Regions from separate parts of the Homo sapiens genome. Here all the other regions are linked to region 2. A link is a contact called in ENCODE Hi-C or POLR2A ChIA-PET data. All regions are on one chromosome and are shown on one strand. Each heading gives the region's core, a stretch centred on a gene start or an enhancer-like site at or near the end of the contact. The rest is flanking DNA. Distances are from core to core; before and after follow the strand shown. Region 1 overlaps DGKG (diacylglycerol kinase gamma). Region 2 overlaps DGKG (diacylglycerol kinase gamma). Region 3 overlaps DGKG (diacylglycerol kinase gamma).

Evidence for each region. A loop is a pair of places that touch in the nucleus more often than their neighbours do. ChIA-PET counts read pairs that join two places held with the same protein, here RNA polymerase II (POLR2A). Pooled maps may share reads with other maps.
Region 1: a loop to region 2 is called in a pooled map, with 3 times the contacts of the local background. The contact joins two enhancer-like sites. A Hi-C loop is called at or near these places in 2 of 168 maps with a recorded cell type or tissue (endothelial cell of hepatic sinusoid and transverse colon) and 8 of 50 pooled maps. POLR2A ChIA-PET finds 5 or more read pairs at or near these places in 1 of 52 experiments (PC-9).
Region 3: a loop to region 2 is called in a pooled map, with 4 times the contacts of the local background. The contact joins two enhancer-like sites. A Hi-C loop is called at or near these places in 3 of 168 maps with a recorded cell type or tissue (B cell, heart right ventricle and posterior vena cava), 3 of 37 single-sample maps with no recorded cell type and 9 of 50 pooled maps. POLR2A ChIA-PET finds 5 or more read pairs at or near these places in 3 of 52 experiments (GM10248, activated B cell and activated T-cell).

Annotation. Positions count from the first base shown.
Region 1 is chr3:186,240,336-186,243,297 of GRCh38, reverse strand. DGKG (diacylglycerol kinase gamma) reads left to right here. Exons shown (of 25, transcript NM_001346.3): 20 at 730-794. Among named protein-coding and RNA genes, the nearest start is that of DGKG, 120 kb to the left of the region's middle. RefSeq lists an enhancer at 995-1,044. Within about 2 kb of position 1,282, at least 18 of the 41 ENCODE cell types and tissues checked have a DNase peak (open chromatin) inside an H3K27ac peak, as active enhancers do.
Region 2 is chr3:186,183,993-186,187,078 of GRCh38, reverse strand. The region is part of intron 22 of DGKG (diacylglycerol kinase gamma); the gene reads left to right. Among named protein-coding and RNA genes, the nearest start is that of ETV5, 76 kb to the right of the region's middle. Within about 2 kb of position 1,743, at least 5 of the 41 ENCODE cell types and tissues checked have a DNase peak (open chromatin) inside an H3K27ac peak, as active enhancers do.
Region 3 is chr3:186,150,891-186,153,764 of GRCh38, reverse strand. The region is part of intron 24 of DGKG (diacylglycerol kinase gamma); the gene reads left to right. Among named protein-coding and RNA genes, the nearest start is that of ETV5, 43 kb to the right of the region's middle. Within about 2 kb of position 1,309, at least 4 of the 41 ENCODE cell types and tissues checked have a DNase peak (open chromatin) inside an H3K27ac peak, as active enhancers do.

The DNA of each region.
Region 1 (2,962 bases), core at 33-2,532, 57 kb before region 2:
TGATGTAATAATGACTCTTATTGGCCTTGGAGGGAGTCCTTCGAGTGAAGTGATCAAGAAGCAGAAGCCAGAGTTTAATTTTGTTTTATTATCTAGTAAGCATGTTATCCAGTGCCACTAATTATTTCTATTGGTGTGGATGGTTAAGACTTAATATCTAATAGCATCTACCAATGTCAGGTTTCTGGTTTTGACAATATCCTATAGTTATATAAAATGTTATCATTGGGGGAAGCTGAGTGAACGGGACCTAGGAACTCTATGCTATTTTTGCAACTTAATTGTGAGTCAAAATATTCCAAAATAAAAACTATTTTAAAAAGAACTAGTATGGAAAGTCATTTCCAGAGACTCATGCTCAGCCCCAGACACAGGCTCCTGATCTCTAACTGCTCACAGACTCTCAGTCTCCCCAGAGGGCAAAGGCTTTCCCCTTCACTCACCCCTGAACTATCTATCTGTTCTCAGCGGGTCCGGGCTAGAGTGAAATAGCAAGGACTCCAGAGTCAACTGGCATAGGCTGTAAGAGTATTGGTGGTGCTAGCTCATCCCCCTGGAGGCAGTGTTGAGCCTCTGTTGGCTCCGCGGATGTGACCTGGAGCCCCACCATGCGATAGATAGAGTCCCAGGGTTGGCATGACTCAGCGAGTGCATGCGTGCGTCCCTTCCCTCCGCACTGCACTGTCATGACCACTCACCAAGGATCTGCTTTGTCTCTTTCACTTTCAGGACGCTTCCATTGCACACAGATTCCATGTGATGAGAGAGAAACATCCTGAAAAATTCAACAGCAGGTAAGCTGCAGGCCCGGCTGCGCTGCCACCCACCCAGTGTGGCCCTGGCGGAACAGAGGCCTTTCACCTGCTCTCTGGAAATTTTCCCAGCCAGGGCCGCTGGGGACTTGGCCTTCCTGCCACTTGCCGGAAGGAGGGTTTCCATTTCCAAGAAAAAAAAAAGTGTCAGAAACTTGGCGCAGGCTAACTGCCTGTCCTCTCCCAAAGGATCTGTGCAGAGGGCAGGGCTGGAGGGCAGGAGGTGGGTATGAAGGGCCTGCTTTTGCAGGGGAGGAGGTGGGAGGGCGTCTGCCCTTGTCTAACTGGAACCCCCGTCCTGAGTCTCTGCTGCTTCCAAGTACAGCGCCTCCAACCCCAGCCCCTCATGATTCTTTTGGGGAAGAGCAGGGAGGCTGGAAGAGACCCTAGCTTCTGTCGGTCTCAAATGGGAGGAGGTGGCAGCTCCGGGACTTGGACCAGGAGGACCAGAAGGGTGTCTCCTTTGCCTCCCCCGACAGCAGAGGGCAGCAGCAGAGAGGTACCTGCAAAGGCTGGAGACCCGGAACCCACTAAGTCCCAGCCTCAGCCTGGGCACTCTGTGAAGTCACCAAGTTAGGTTCAAAAATGAAAGGAAAGAGGAAACCAGATCATTTGCAAGAGAAAGCAAACCCTTCTTCCTTGTAGGATGAAATTTGCCAGAACTTAGTTGTGACTGACGTATAGCTACCCCTTTCTCCCTCTTTCCTTCTTTGTCTGTATCTTCTCATTAGTCAATTTTCATTCTTTCTTTCTTTTTCTTTGTTGTACTATTTCAAGATGACCACTATTTCAGACACTGTTCCCACCCCAACCCTAGGTAGGTTGGGAGAAGAATGGATAATGATTTGGACTTTGTTTTTGAGCCTAAAGGTGTTGACTTTTATTTAGCCCACAGAATTGTCTTTTTATTTATTTATTTATTTATTTATTTTTGAGATGGAATCTCACTCTGTCACCCAGGCCAGAGTGCAGTGGCGTGATCTTGTCTCACTGCAACCTCCTCCTCCCAGGTTCAAGCGATTCTCCTGCCTCAGCCTCCTGAGTAGCTGGGACTACAGGCGTGCACCATCATGCCTGGCTAACTTTTGTATTTTTAGTAGAGATGGGGTTTCACTATGTTCACCAGGCTGGTCTCAAACTCCTGACCTCAAGTGACCCGTCCTCCTCGGCCTCCCAAAGTGCTGGGATTACAAGCAAGAATTGTCCTTAAAAGAGAGGTTAGAGTGTTCATTGAAGACATTCATTTAAAGCCCAGGACCCATCATTTTCATCACTGGCCATTTTCATTCCTACTCTTTGTCCTGACCCCACAGCCTGAGAAGTCAACCAAGAAGAAGGAGGTCTTTTTAGAGGTCAGAAACTGAACACTATAGCTTCAGAAAGAGCGATCTGTGGGATCCGATAGCAGCTGAACGAACCTTTTAGGAAGTGCATCCTGCCACAGCATCTTCTTGCTCTCACACACACAGACTATACACACTCACTGCACACTAGGAACACGTGTACTTCCAGCCCCTGATACTATAGTCACAAACTTACAGTTCAGATGATCTCCTCTAACGGTCTTTTGCACTCCCAGATACACACAAACCACTTTTTTAAAAAGTACTCCTCTTCAACCCATTCCTCAGGCTTTTAAGGTCCTCTTTTCACACAAGTATCTTTTTTTTTTTTTTTTCATGGAGTTTCGCTCTGTTGCTCAGCCTGGAGTGCAGTGGCGCGATCTTGGCTCACTGCAACTTCCACCTCCTGGGTTCAAACAATTCTTCCGTCTCAGCCTCCCAAGTAGCTGGGATTACAGGCACCCACTACCACACCCAGCTGATTTTTGTATTTTTAGTAGAGACAGTGTTTCACCATGTTGGCCAGGCTGGTCTCGAACTCCTGACCTCAAGTGAGCCACCCACCTCAGGCTCCCAAAGTGCTGGGATTACAGACTTGAGCCACTGCACCCGGCCTCACACAAGTATCCTTATACGTACTCATGCACATGTGCCATATGCTTGTGAAAGCCACGGGGCTCTGTTCATTCATTCATCCATTCATTCAGCAGATCTTTTGAAAACGTAATGCACACCAGACACTGTTCTACAGGCATTTTGGACAGACGCATGTAGGGGACTCACAGCCTGGTGCTGGAAACAGGCTGG
Region 2 (3,086 bases), core at 494-2,993:
GCCTCTCATTACCTCCCAGACCTCCTCTTCTGCCACTCTCTCCATCGCTCACTCTGCCTCCTCCACTCTGGTTCCTCCAACACAGCAGGCTGCTCCCATGAACCAACTATTCTTTCTGTCTGGAACAACTGGGTAGTATGCTTTAGAGGCCACCAGCTGGGCCTTCCACTTTTAACTCACCAGAATACAAACACAGCTTTCTGAGAATGTCCTTAAAACCACCTCTACCCCAGCCCCAAAAGTAGCCATTTTCCACCAGTGATCCAAATGGAGAGATTCAATCAAAGCTCCTGGCAGCTGATTCCCCTGTGGGCTCACGGGTCCTCACAGGTCCTCAATGGACAGGTGAGCTGGAGGAGAAAGCCAGGTGTAAAAGCGCTGGCAGAAACACCATACCAGCAGGCAGGAGACAAAATTCTAGTCCAAGACCTGCTACTAACCTATTTTTGGCACCCCAGTTTTCTTTACTGTAAAAACAATATCTTGTATCAAAGTTTTGATAGGTGGATGGATGGGGTTGAACCAGAACCTTGGTTCTTAAACCAGCTGCTTGTTGAAAATGAAGATTTGTGGACCCCAGCCTAGATCTACCTAATCAATCTCTGTGCTGGTTCCTGGGAATCTCAATTTTAATGAGCTCCCCAGATGACTCTGATGGGCTGCCAGGTTTGAACACCATTGCTACAGGCAAATGCCCTCAGTCTCTCCCATGCCTGGCATTCCATGGCTCTGCGTCTGTGTGCTTTGATGTTCCAGGCTGTTAGTGCTAAGGTGGGATGTGATCCCACCACTAGAAGAAAACAAAACTCCGCTGACATCAAGGCGGGGGTTGGGGAAGTTATTCTCTTGTTTCACACCCGTCTATTTGACAATCAGATTGTTATATTCCAGGCCAGGTCATCAGGAAACATCATCTCCACACCTCTGTCCTTTAAGAGAGGATTCAGGAATTGTTGACCTCTTTTTTTTTTTTTTTTTTTTTGAGGCAGAGTCTCACTCTGTCACCCAGGCTAGAGTGCAGTGGCACATGTTGGCTCACTGCAACCTCCTCCTCCCAGGTTCAAGTGATTCTCATGCCTCAGCCTCCCGAGTAGCTGGGATTACAGGCGTGCACCATCACGCCCGGCTACTTTTTTCTATTTTTAATAGAGATGGGGTTTCTCCATGTTGACCAGGCTGGTCTCAAACTCCTGCCCTCAGGTGATCCACCCGCCTCAGCCTCCCAAAGTGCTGGGATTACAGGTGTGAAGAACCATGCCCGGCCTCTGTTGACCCCTTAAGTCCCCTTTATTTCACACAGTAAACTTTTCAGTGTATAAAGCTGAATAATGTGTTCCTCCTTCCTCCCTTGGCAGGGGAAGTTGTGGGTGCTAACAGAGGGTAGGGGAAGCATTGAAGGTTGTATCAAGTTCCTGCAAATTTTCCTACCCTGGTGCTCCTATCTCAACCCCCGCTCTGGTATCTAGCTCCCTCAGAGCAGAGAAGGGAATGAGCAGAGCTGAATCCCCACCACCACCCTCCCTGCTCCCCACTTCGACTCTCCACCACCCTAGGGCTGGGGGAAGCTCTTGATGAGATCATGTGCTGATCAAGGACAACCTTCATCTTCCTCTTACATGTCTGACCTTACATCTTCCCCTTCTTCAAGCAAGACCAAAGTGTCTGCTGATTGCTTTTGACTATCATGTACAGGAACTCTCTTCCCCAAATCCCCCTTTCTCACCCCTACAATGTGCTTTCAGAGCTAGAAGTGAAACCACTTCCTGTTCTTTAGATGAGGACATCAGCTGATCAGAGTGGGGCACTGACTTCTGGGCTTTGCAGAGATGCCAGCACTGAGCTTTCTTCTTGAAAGGGCTATGATCTCATGTAAGTTGAGTTGTTAATGGGAAAAGCTAAAGAGGCAACGTATTTTAGTGAAAAAGCATTCGCCTGGGAGTCAGAAGACTGGAGTTCCAGTCCAGACTCTGCCTGTCGCTAGTGTGTGACTTGAGGCAAGTCCTTTCCCCTTCTTGGGTCTCAGTTTTCTGTATCTGTAAAATAAGCAAGTCTGACAATTATATTTTAAGATTCCTTACAGTTCCGCAAAATTAAGGCATAGTCAGATTTTGGTCTATGTGGACTCTTTCTTGGACAGAATTATATTCAAATTTCTACCTTCTCTCAGTGTATTTTGTCCCGGGATTTATAGGCTACTGGCTGAGGAGGCAGAGAGCTCTCTCTGCAGCCTCTTCATGTGTTGCGATTCTTAACTCCTTGGCAGTTTCATTGGAGTTGGAGGAGAGGGAGAAATCAGGACACAGTAGGAGGGAATGAGCTTATCATAGGAAATGGAAGAGGAAATGATGATGGGAGGGGTTGCTCTCAAATCTCTCATCAGGCCGGGCGCAGTGGCTCACACCTGTAATCCCAGCACTTTGGGAGGCCGAGGCAGGCGAATCACTTGAGGTCAGGAGTTTGAGACCAGCCTGGCCAAAATGATGAAACCCCATCTCTACTAAAAATACAAAAATTAGCCAGGCATGGTAGCACATGCCTGTAATCCCAGCTACAAGGGAGGCTGAGGCAGGAGAATTGCTTGAACCCAAGGGGCGGAGGTTGCAGTGAGCTGAGATCACACCACTGCACTCCATCAAAGATTAGTCTTTCTCCTGGGAAAAACAATCCGAGTAAGAAGGTCATTCAAGATTAGCATGGAATGGGTTCTATAGAAACATTGGCTGATAAGAAAGCAATAAGGGGTATTGGGAAAAGCCCCATGCTTACAGTTAGATAATCTGGGTTTAAATTTTGCCTTTATGCTTCTAGTTTTATAGATCTTGGGAAATTACCCAACCACCCTAAGTCTCAGCTTCCTCATCTGTAAAACTGGCATAATAATACATGGCTTATTAGGAAGATGATGGATGTGAAAGTGCCTGGAACATAGTATAATAAGCTCAAACCTAAAAAAAAAAAAAGTCCCTACGCCTATAATTCTATTTTGTGTTGGAGAATGCCAGTTGATTCACATTTGAAGTTCTTGTCCTAAGCATTACTATCCACCTGCACTACCACTAAGAAAGAGCAGAGCTCAGCCGGGCATG
Region 3 (2,874 bases), core at 60-2,559, 33 kb after region 2:
TACTAGGCATTATCTGAATTACACACCCTGAGAAGGCAACATTCAGGAAGAAGTCCCTCAATCTCTTGCTTCTCTTGAAGTAATAAGAATGTGTTGGTTTGCAGAAAACAGCCCCCAACAAAGTCAATCCCCAGCACTAGTGAAGTTCACATTTTTATTCTATTTTAAAGGGGAAATTACATGCTGTAATAGTTTTGTGAACTTCGAACTATCATGCAAGAGTCTAGTGTATCAATTCTCTCTGTGATCAAACAGAAAACTATGCACTAAGCTGCTGATCTTAGCACTTGGCCAGGTGCTGTCAGTGATGTGAATAGTTTTTAAGAAAATCATGGAGACTTTAGTTAATGGCCTGACTCGCCCAATTACCAAAGAAGCTTGGGTGCTAACTACAGAAACGTGGGATGACCTCTTTCTATCAGGGTTTGAAAAGGCAGGCTTAGCCACATCCAACTACCTCCTAAAATAGGATCATAACTATTTTACCTGCTAGCCCCTAATTTGAGGGTAAGGGACTGATATCTCTTTGACTGGAAATGAGGATATGATTTCATACTTCTTTCGGTTCTATAGTAATAGAATCCACAAAGCTGACCAAAATATTATGTTACCCAGGAGCCCCAGACTCCTACCCTGTCAAGACCTTTGTCAGAACCGCTGAAAAACAAGCAGGAGAGATTTGAGTTTTACTTCCTCTTCCGTGCCCTGGAGGTACTAACTAGCAAATAAATAGCTCAGCTAAAGGGATAAAAAAGAGAAGCAAGGGTCTTGTGTCATCTAAATAAAAAAAAAAAAAAAAAAAAGGCCGGGCGCGGCAGCTGGTGCCTGTAATCCCAGCACTTTGGGAGGCCGACACGGGCGGATCATGAGGTCAGGAGATCGAGACCATCCTGGCCAACATGGTGAAACCCCGTCTCTACTAAAAATAAAAAAATTAGCCAGGCATGGTGATAAGCACCTGTAGTCCCAGCTACTCAGGAGGCTGAGGCAGAAGAATCGCTTGAACCTGGGAGGTGGAGGTTGCAGTGAGCCGAGATTGCATCACTGCACTCCAGCCTGGGTGATAGAGCGAGACTCTGTCTCAAAAATAAAAAAATGTGGGGGAGGGGCTCTACCAGCGGGAAATGTAGGCACCAGCTACCATCCTCTGCTTCCAACAGAGCCATCTCCACTGCCAGCACGTAGGGCTTATCAGTCAGTACTTCCACAGTGTGTTGTACCCTGAACAGGCACTGCACTGGCTCAGAGAGTGCCGTGGTGAATAAGCTGAAGTCCTTCCCCTCATGGGCATGGGAGATCAGGAGTGAGAGAAGGCTGACCACAGGGGAACATGCCACAAACGTGTTCCACAGGGGAACAAAGAATGCTACATTGCATGCCACAGATAAGTGCTGTCCGAGTCTCCAGTCTCCAGCCTATGCCTCGCTTCCGTGCGTCCTGGGATAAACATAATGCCCACAATAAGACACACAGCACAAAATGATGTTGATGCATTCTCGGTTTTCTCCTCTGGTGACTATCAAAAAACAGAGACTCTCTCCCCTTTTAGGTCTCTGGGCTGGTGGAAGCCAACATAAGGATCATTTTCAGCTTTTAGCACCAGGTTATGCTAATTGTCCACAGTGTCTTCTGGTTCTATCCTTCCCTTCCATTTCCTGGAGCCCTTTATTTTTATTTTATTTTTTTGAGATGGAGTCTCTCTCTGTCGCACAGGCTGGAGTGCAGTGGTGCAATCTTGGCTCACCACAACCTCCGCCTCCCGGGTTCAAGTGATTCTCCTACCTCAGCCTCCCACGTAGCTGGGATTACAGGTGCCTGCCACCACCTCCAACTAATTTCTGTATTTTTAGTACAAACGGGGTTTCACCATGTTGGCCAGGCTGGTCTCAAACTCCTGGGCTCAAGTGATCCGCCCATCTCAGCCTCCCGAAGTGCTGGGATTACAGTTCCTGGAGCCCTTTCAATGTAAACCTGGCTTACAGTAGTGCCCTCTTAGCCAGGCACTCACTACCCCAGCTCACCTTGACAACAGCTGTTAAATAATTTCCCTCAAACTCTTTTCTTTTGTGTCATGTTATTCTCCAGCACAGAATGCCATCTCTCATGCTTCCTCATTTCTTCATGTGAACCCAGTCTTTCTGCCTCCCTTTAAAACCCCACACCAGCTGCCCCACCTGTGTCCATGACCACATTTCTCATAGTTTGCCCTGAACTCAACCTGCTCATCTGTGACTTCTCTACCCACTCCCTTTTCATCAACACATTTCCTTTCCTTCCTTCAGATTTTAAAATTCTTTCCTCCTTGTTCCCATCAGACTTTTCTCATTCCATGCCCACCTTGTTTTGGACACCACTTGGTTTAGCCGACATTGATTTAAACTCGTTGATGGTTCTGTGTTCAAGAGTTCTGTTGTTCCCTGCGGTCACACTGTCATTTCCTATAATGTGGTAAAAACCACAAGAATGAGTTCATAGGTTCTGTTTCTTTTGACATCCATCTTTCTCCTTCTCTTTCTCCATAAGACAAGGATTTTACTAACTGTTACTTTCCATTTTACAGTTTACAGTGGGCTTTCATTGACAATCTATTCTTTGATCTTTGTGAGGAAAATAAGACAAATGTTATCCTCCTCATTTACAGTTCAGTAAGCACTGGCTCTGAAGAGTCAATGATTCATCTAAATGTTCACAGCAAAGAAGTGGAAGTGTCTGGACTCAAACCCAGGTCTTTGAATTCTAATTGCTTCCTGTTCCCACTTCATCGTCCTACTCTGAGCATTATCATACTTAATAAATATTGTGGATGGATAATGTAGATTATTAAGGTGGCAAGGCCACACTCAGGTAGGAATTAACTATTTCAAAGCCATGACC